Linked DNA regions of Mus musculus: regions 2 and 3 are each linked to region 1. Evidence: chromatin contacts called from ENCODE POLR2A ChIA-PET data. All regions are on one chromosome and are shown on one strand. Each heading gives the region's core, a stretch centred on a gene start or an enhancer-like site at or near the end of the contact. The rest is flanking DNA. Distances are from core to core; before and after follow the strand shown.

Region 1 (2,794 bases), core at 118-2,617:
TTTCACATGTCTGCTGATGTAATCTGGGAGTTACATGTGCTAGGTTCTACCACTCAATTGTATTTTCTGCCCAGACATTTGCTCTTTCTCTGTTCTATGGCCATTTCCTCCCTACCTGTCATAGTCTGTTGACTTGTACCATCCACCATACTTGAGTTTCTTATCTTTGTAGTCTCTTTATTCCTAGATTACTCCAAACCTTCTGTTGTCTACATGTCTACTTTTCTACATCATTTTAAAAGATTACTTAGTCTTATGTATATGGGTGTTTTGTCTGCATATAAGTCTGTGCACCATATATATGCAGTGCCTGTGAGGCCAGAAGAGGGTTCTGATATCCTGGGACTGAAGTTACGGATGGTTGTGAGTCACCATTTAGGTTCTAGGAATCCAACCTGGGACTCTGGAAGAGTAGCCAGTGCCTGGTCTTATCTGCTATTTCTCTAGCCACTCTAATTACATATTAAACACTGTTTCCCCTACTGGGTCTAAATAACCTCTCTGTGAGAACCCTATCTATCCCCAGTTCTATTATGTTGTGCTAACCTGTTTCATTACTCTCATGTTTATTTCATGGGAAGGAATGTTTGGCCTCAGTCTCATTTACAAGTTCCCTACCATTTTTATGGGTAATTTTAAGGTACCCGAAACAAATTTCCAACGCATTGAGATTTCCCTGGAAGTGCACACTTTTAGACTAACTTTTGAAATGACTTTCTCTCCCCTCTCCAAGAAGGACTTGGAGCGCCTGACTTTTCCTTTACAAGAGTTAGTATGTGCCATTGAACCTGGATTTTTTGAGACAGATATACTGTACCCCAGGTTAGCCCCAAACTCATGTCAGCTCTCCTGTCTCAGCCTTTCAAGTTCTCGGGTGACAGGCTACTTGGCTACCTTGTACCGGAATGAAATAAAGTCTTTAAATACACCCACCAACTACCCTAGTTTTGAGCCATTTCGTAACACTATTTTTCAGAGAAAACAGGAAGTCTTTCTCTACTCTACCTGCAGCTTCGACGTATCCTGTTCGTCAGCTCGAGCCCGCCCCTTCGCCGCGGTCCCTAGTTACCTCTAGCACAATGACTAACGTCACTTAAGGCCTCCGTTCCGCCCCTCTGGGGAAGGGGGCGGGGACACGCGTGCCCTCCCTACGCATGCGCACCCCTGCTCTCCGCCTTGGTTCCGGCTTCTCCTCCCGGCTTTCTCCATTCTCGAGCGGCTGGCTCCTGGGGGAGGGGAATCGTTTCAGCCAATCGTGTGGCACTACGACGCCGAGGCGCTTACCTCCATCGGTTTCAGCCAATGAGCTAGCCGTTCTCTCACGTCACAGACTTTGCCCCCTCCTATTCCCCTGCCACTCTGGCCTCAGTCCGCGCAGTAACAAGGAGTGCGCGCTGCGACACCTCCCAGTTCCCCCGGCCCCGCCGCCATTTCGTCGCCGGGCCTAACGGTTCGGCCAATCCCGACCCATATTGAAAAGAGCCAGTGCTCCACCAATCGGAGGCCGCTGCCTCCGACCTCACCTCGGGCCGGCCCAATCCAGGCCGCGGCCCCTCCGCCCCGAGCCCGCCCCCGCGGCGTCCTTTCTCCTCCCTCTTTGTGCGTCTGGCGCCGCCGCCGCCCGCCGCGTGAGAGGACGGGCTCCCCGCGCTCTTCAGCCGCGTAGTCGGGTCCCCTCCCCCCCACCTCCAGCTCCCGGAAGGTTCGTGAAGGAGAAGTCGCCGCGGAGGACGAGGAACCGCTGCTGCCGGTCCCCTGGGGCGCCATGGCGACCGGAGCGAACGCCACGCCGCTGGGTAAGCTGGGCCTACCAGGCCTTTCCCCACTTCCTGGGCCCAGAGGCAGCTTCAAGCCCAGCCTATTGGCGCTCGGGACGCCGCTGCCGGGGGCCCTAACCACGGCCTTGTCCTTAGCGGCGGTGCCGTCACCGCCGCCGCCCCCGGCCTCGTACCCGCCATAGCAGCCGCCCCCGCGCCGCCGCCGCTCTTTTCAGCGAGGGTCGCCTCCGCGCCAGGACCAGCAGCCGGGCCAGCCCGGTGGCGGCGGAGGTGAGTCGGGCCGATAGAGCGCGAGAGTCGTCGGGCGAACCGAACCGGCCGACGGAGGGGCAACGCCACCGCGGTTGGACGCGGCGAGGACGCGCGCGCGCGCACGGGAGGCCCGGGCGGACGCGCCACGGGGAACGCGCGGCCTGGTTTGGGAGGCTTCGATTGCGCACGCGCACCGCGAGAACCAGAAGGGCGGGAGGAAGCGTTCTTCGCGCAGACGCAGTGAGGCGTTCAGGCTTTGTGGCGCAATTGTGGTAGTTTTGGAAGAAGCCACCTGTTGCCCCCTGAGCTCCTGCTATGGAGGACAGGAGAGTCAGGTCCACGGGACGACGTGGTGTGAGTGGCTCCCTTGATGGTTTTTAGCAGCCCCGTGGCAGGAGTGTCTCCTTTCACAGTGAGGCGAGTTCGGAAGGCTACTAGGGATGCTTGAGTTCGATCATTTATTAAAGGTTTTCTCCTTTTGTTTTCTAGAAGGTTCTCAGAGTGACCAGCTTTCCCCGTGCTGTTTTAAAAGGCTTTTTCTCTGGGCCTGTAATCTGAGAAGTAGAAAACCTTGTGTGGTAAATGTAGGGAAGAATGTAATAAATCAGAGTTCTGATGACAAGTGTCCACTGGTCAGGAAAACTGATCTTTCCACGAGTAAGAATGGTCATATTGAAGGATGGCATGTTTCCCACAGTAATGTGTAGCAAGAGATTTGTTGTGTACTCTTGTAGCTTGAGTTCCAATGCTTTGTGGGCCTCATT
Region 2 (2,794 bases), core at 186-2,685, 620 kb after region 1:
CACGTTTCTTCACTCCAATCTGCAGCTTCCGTTTGCCTTCGGCCCCCGTGGCTGCTGCCAGGGCACTCAGGCAAATGGACAGTATTGTCAGGATCCAGCTCAGCCTCATGTCTCTGTAGGCAAAGGCCACCCCACCCCCAACCAAAAAACTGGGGGGTGGAGTCATGGGACGTCTTCAGTCTGTATCAGGAGGACGCCAACTCCCCATTATATCTTGCCTGTTTCTGGGGAATCCCACAGTCCTGGGTCACCACCCCCTCCCCTGGGCTCTGTAGCCACACTTACCAGTCCAGTGAGAAGGGGGCTTGACCGAGGACCCCAGCAGCGAGGGGAGGGGGTCAGGGGAGGCCACAGCAGCCAGTGCCCCCTCCCTTTGCTCACTACCTGACCTTCTCTCCCTCCCAGTCCCCATCTCCGTTCTTCAGTTCCCGCTAGCCCCTTTACGCAAAGTCCAAACCCTATCTGATTGCACCGGATTTGTCCCGACTGGACGACCCCACTCCCGCCACACCCAGCTGCCCCCTGTCCAGCACACCCACACATCTGCGGCTGCTGCAGGTGTTCGGCCCCGAGGCACCCACACATCTCCACTAGGTGGCTCTGAGGAGCCCCGGTCCTCCGGGGGCACCCCCCAGTCCGGCCCCGTGCCTCCTCCACCAGGGGCACCTCCCCAACTCTGAGCTCTTGGGGGCCTCCGGGGAACCCAAACTGGCTCAGAGTCAGCAGGGCGCCGAGCTCGCTCCACCCACACCACCTCTCCAGGGGGAGTTCTCGGTCTACCGCGACCCCAGGCGCGGCCACCACGGAGACCGCCCCCGCGTGGACGCCCCCGGCCATAGCTCAAGCTTAGCTCTGCGCAAGGCTCCTTGGCCCCACCCTTTACGGCGTGAAGCTCCGCCCCCTGACCTGCAGCTCCACCCTCCGCAATGTTAGACCTAGTCTCCAGCAGAGGGGCCACGCCACTCACTGACTGAAGTCCCACCTCCAACGACTGGGATCTCACGCCCTCTGTCTCCGAGCCAAAGGCTCCACTTTCCACCTGCTCCAGCTCCTCCTCTAAACCCCAAGCCCCGCCCCCCACGCCTCCTACTCCAGCTATGGGCCACTGGGTTCCGCCCTCAACTCGCACTGGCTCCGTTGTCCCTCCCACCGCTGTTCCGCGCCCCGCCCCGAGCCCCAGGGCTCCGCCCCGTACGGCGTGAGAGCCCGCCCCCTGCGGCATTGCCAGAGGCCGGACCCCAGCCCCAATTCCTTCGTTTGCTGCCCCTGGCTGGCACGCGGACTCCGGCCCGCTTCAGGCCGGCCTGCCCCAGGTTGCCCTCCTGCACCCGGATCCCCCAGCCTGGGCTGTGGCCCCCCGCTCACCTCCTCGCCGCGCCCCCGGAGCCAATCCCGCTCGTGCTGTCACTTCTGCGCAGGCGCGTCTTCGTCGCTACAGGGCGGGACACGCTGCCCGCCCTCATTGGACCGTCCAAAACCCGCTGCTGCATCTATGGGCGGGGCTTCTCATTTGGCCCTGCCTCCTGAGTGACTGCGTGACAACGTCACTTCCGGGGTTCAGATTCCGGGTCTAGTTTGGCAAAAGTTGTGTCCGAGAGACAGAAGGCAGTTCCAGCCAAGGTGACATGGTCAAGCAAGTATGACTGCACGCGCCTGGAGGGGTTCTAGCAGGCACCGTGCTGACTTCCTGACCGGCACGCCTTTGGGTAGTTGTTGTGGGAAGAGGCTAGGGGTTCGGAGCGACAACCCGGATTTGAATCTTAGTTCTTTCATTTCTTGGCTGGCTGCGTGACCTTGACTAAGTTCGTTCTTTTGGTGGTGCGCTCTATGACACCCATACCACATGGCCCTGAGCTATGCGGACCCCTTTCATCTTGTGGTCTACAGTGTCAAGTCTCATCTGTGGGTGAACAAACGTCTCCTGGGCCAGGTCTATCATTCACTGCCCAGGAGACACATTCTCTAACCTAAAGATCCTGAAATTTAGAGGAAGCCAAACCTGAGTTAGGCTATGGAGTCTAGTGATTTCATACCCGTCTTAGGCCGTTTGCCCTGCTAAGACCATTTATTCAGATACCAATGGAAGATAATCATGATGTTGACCCCAAGAGAAGCATACTGCATATCTGATGAAGCTTAGTGGGTTCTGAATGTTTAGCTCTCAAATCCTAACCTTCACTGAGCCAGAGCATGATCACCAATATCACTGCTGAGAAAGTTATTTAAACATGATAAAAAATGGTGTGCTGTCCCATGACTGTAATGTCAACACTCTAGAGGTAGATATAGAGGGATCAGAAATTCAAGGACATTCCAGCTACATGAAGAATTCTGAGTCAGCCTAGGATACAGGAGACATTTTCTTAAAAGAGAAAGTTCAAAAGCAGCATCAGGGCTGAAGATGCAGTAAATCAGTAATATTTGCCAAACATGTATGAAGCCAGGAAGTTTAAGGTCATGCAGGCTATGTGAGACTCTCATGGATGGGTAAGTAATTATGTGATGATCATCATCTTGAGGAATTCTTTAGTTTACCCTACTCCTGCTTTGATACCACCAAGATCATGACCTCAGTGTCAGTCCCTTCATTAGGGCGGCTACTTTCAGTTACTTCTGTCCCTGAATGTTCTGTAGCAGGCCAAAGCCTTGGTGCTTCGCTAGCCTTCCCACACTACCCAGGACAGTGGAGAAGGGTAGACACTGAGCCTGGACCAAGTAGGTTAGGAATCTCAAACAGCAGCTGATGAATCCTGGGATGCCAGGGATTGTAGGTGGAGAAGACTCTGGGTGTGTT
Region 3 (2,794 bases), core at 193-2,692, 560 kb after region 1:
TGCCCACCACCTGGCTGGACATGGTGCTGGTCACCTGCAGGGAAAGACCATCAGGGTCACAGGGAGGCACCCTGCCACATAGGTTGGGCAACACTGGGACTAAGCCAGGCTTCCAGGCTCAGCCAAGGAGAAGGAGGAGGCAGAGTCCAAGGAAGGGCTGCCCATGAAGAGGGCCCCCAGCTGTCGCCATGGGAACAGAGTCTCCAGAGCCTCTGAGGCCAGTAACTGACAGCAGGTCTTCCTCTTGGGAACCTGGGAGCGGCTTGGCAAGTCTAGCTCCCACCCAAGCCAGGAAGCAGGCTAACCTCAACCTGCAGGCAACTCTCAACCCCGAGCATAAGCATGATCCTCTCCTCAGTTTTCTCCAGATGTACTCCAGGAGGTACTCTCAAGTATTCAAGAGCATACTGAGGAACCGGGAGGGGGCTAAGGGGGGCCAAGGGGGGCGGAGGCAAAGGATATGGCCACTCTCTCAGGAGTTTCCACATGTCCACACATGCTCACACTCTCCTGGGAACCTTCCACTCACACATGGCCTTTAACCAGTCCCAAGTTCTCACATACTCCCAGCAAAAGAGCACACTCAATAAGCAAACTCACACTCAAGTCTTCTAATCCCTCACCACACTCTTGTAAGGGAGTCTCTCACCTCTGACACGCCACCCCCTCCAGCTTTAGCAAGCCCAGTCCAGCCACGCCGTGCAGGGCGCGGCTCCACCTCTTTTGCACCCCAAACCTGCAAGGTTCATTCTTACACTCCAGCTACCGCAGAGTTCACCACCTCTCGCGACCTCCAGGGCCGCCCCCCACCCCCCATTAACCTGCGCACACCTATGGGAAGTTGCCTGAAGTTACTAATCTCCCCTCCCCCCATTGCCCGCGGGGGACTTCTATCAGGTTATCAGGAAGTAAGAAGAGGCGACAAGGAAGAAGTTCTCCCTCGCGCTACGATGACCTATGACCCAGAGAGGAGGGTGGCCCAAAGCCCCTGCAAGCGCCCCCACGTGGCCTCAAGGGACCCTTTCAATTCCAGCCCACCCCGAGGACTCCCGCAATGCTCAAGGATCGATCTGAACGCTGCCCGGGGACTCGCTCCAAGGCCCGAGGCTAACTGGAGGCCAGGACCTGAAGCCAGTCCTGACCCGGCCGACGCACCAGGCGCGACCCCGCCCGCAGCCCGCCCCCCGCCCGCGCTTGCACATGGCCCCCGCCGCGCCCGCCCACCCCCGCGGCCGCCTTCCCCTCCGCCCCCGGACCTTGGGCTCCGGCAGGGCTGGCGGGCAGGCATGGGGGCCGAGCGGCCCGGAGCGCCGGGGTGAGCGGGGGCCGCCTCCTCCGGCCGCACCGCCCCGCCGCGCTGCGTCCCCCCTCACTCGGCGGCGCCGCTGGCTGCTTGTAGGACACAAAAGGACATCGCGGCTGCTTCCTACTCCGCTTCCTCCAGCTGACAGCGGAGGCGGGGCCGGCCTGCGCATGCAAAACAGGGGGTGGGGCCAGGTGCCCTATGCTAATATCCGAGGGAGGCGGCGGCGCCTGCGTACCCGGAGGACAGCGGGCAGGCCTTGTCGATACACACGCGTGCGCGGCCTCCTGTGGGCGGGGCCTGAACCTAGGGGAGGAGCGAAGACTAGGAACTGGTGCGGGAGAGAAGCCGGAGCACCCTTGCATCACGAAGGAGGGCGGTGCTCTGCCTTATAAGAGTGGGCGTAGCTGTTCAGTGAACTCACTCTGTGAGGGCGTTGAACGTGTATGTAAATGAAAGGCGGGTTTATGTAACTGCATATGCATAAGGGGTGGGGCCTAACAGGGTGCTGCTCCCCACCCCACCCCATTATGTTGATGGGACACTTGACAGATTTGGTAGATCAGCACCCCTGAGGACCCTCAAGTGGAGAAGCAGACCTAAAACATGCAAGTAGCCCTGGTTTGCGAGTTCCTCAAAGGCAGAGGTGAGACACGAGCGGACAAAACTCAAGGTCACTGCGGTGACCGAATGAAGGTCACGGGGAAAGGCGGGGCCACGTGCGTCCGCCTCACGCAAGCAGCCACGCACTGACTCTGGGACCATGCATAGACTCTTTAATTTCTCTAGGATTCAAATTCCATGCAGATGAGGTTGAGCTTGGGTTCGAGGGACCGGAAAGGACACGGAGCGGACGTCTCGTCGGCCACTTGAGCTGGAGGTTCACTGATCCAAAAAGTACAGCCTCTTGTTCCTGCGCTTCCTGATCCCTTCGATGTATCCCTGCAGCTCTTTAGTCATGAAGTGGTTCCTGCCAATCGTGGACCTATATGCTAGGGAGAGGGAAGAGCTGAGCTCAGGGCCATGAACAGCAGCAAAGGGCTTCCCCCATTTGAGGAACCACAGGTGATTTGAGGTGGCATTTAGTGCTGGATTTGGATCTGTGTTAGTTTGGGGAATTTTGGGTCTCCTAGGTGCGATGTGAAGAATGGAGGGGAAGAAGGCTGAAGAAGTTGCTGCAAGCCTGAACAGAGGCAGTGAGACCCAACCTCCTCCTGAGCCGCTCACTCTAACTAGTTATCTGGCCCTTTCTTCCCTCTATGTGCTCATATACCATGAGCAGAAGGTTACGCAGATAATCCAATATCCAGTACATTTACCCAAAAAAAATCCCGATGTGTCACAGCTCCCACACCTGGGAGTGAAGCAAAGCTACCCAAAGGCTGTCACTCCACTGAACAAGCAGAGAAAACAGACTTGCTAGAAAGGGGCTTATTTTAAGTCCTCTGAGTCACTCACTCCATTGAGTCGGCCTGTGCCTACTCTCTTGAC

The links. ChIA-PET counts read pairs that join two places held with the same protein, here RNA polymerase II (POLR2A).
Region 2: POLR2A ChIA-PET joins it to region 1 with 11 read pairs in embryonic stem cell. The contact joins the promoter of Fkbp2 here to the promoter of Sf1 in region 1. POLR2A ChIA-PET finds 5 or more read pairs at or near these places in 2 of 5 experiments (Patski and embryonic stem cell).
Region 3: POLR2A ChIA-PET joins it to region 1 with 10 read pairs in embryonic stem cell. The contact joins the promoter of Esrra here to the promoter of Sf1 in region 1. POLR2A ChIA-PET finds 5 or more read pairs at or near these places in 3 of 5 experiments (Patski and embryonic stem cell).

Annotation. Positions count from the first base shown.
Region 1 is chr19:6,362,323-6,365,116 of GRCm38, forward strand. It overlaps Sf1 (splicing factor 1), which reads left to right and starts at 1,368. Exons shown (of 13, transcript NM_001110791.1): 1 at 1,368-1,796. The coding sequence starts at 1,766. Gm14966 (predicted gene 14966) reads right to left here and starts at 1,388. Exons shown (of 3, transcript NR_168058.1): 1 at 1,285-1,388.
Region 2 is chr19:6,979,029-6,981,822 of GRCm38, forward strand. It overlaps Fkbp2 (FK506 binding protein 2), which reads right to left and starts at 1,436. Exons shown (of 6, transcript NM_001166368.2): 1 at 1,366-1,436; 2 at 1-113. The coding sequence starts at 109. LOC114841036 (Uncharacterized protein LOC114841036) reads right to left here and starts at 1,412. Exons shown (of 6, transcript NM_001370419.1): 1 at 286-1,412; 2 at 1-113. The coding sequence starts at 1,222. The coding sequence ends at 422.
Region 3 is chr19:6,920,366-6,923,159 of GRCm38, forward strand. Esrra (estrogen related receptor, alpha) reads right to left here and starts at 1,443. Exons shown (of 7, transcript NM_007953.2): 1 at 1,257-1,443; 2 at 1-34. The coding sequence starts at 22. It overlaps Catsperz (cation channel sperm associated auxiliary subunit zeta), which reads right to left. Exons shown (of 5, transcript NM_001039494.2): 5 at 2,061-2,295. The coding sequence ends at 2,186.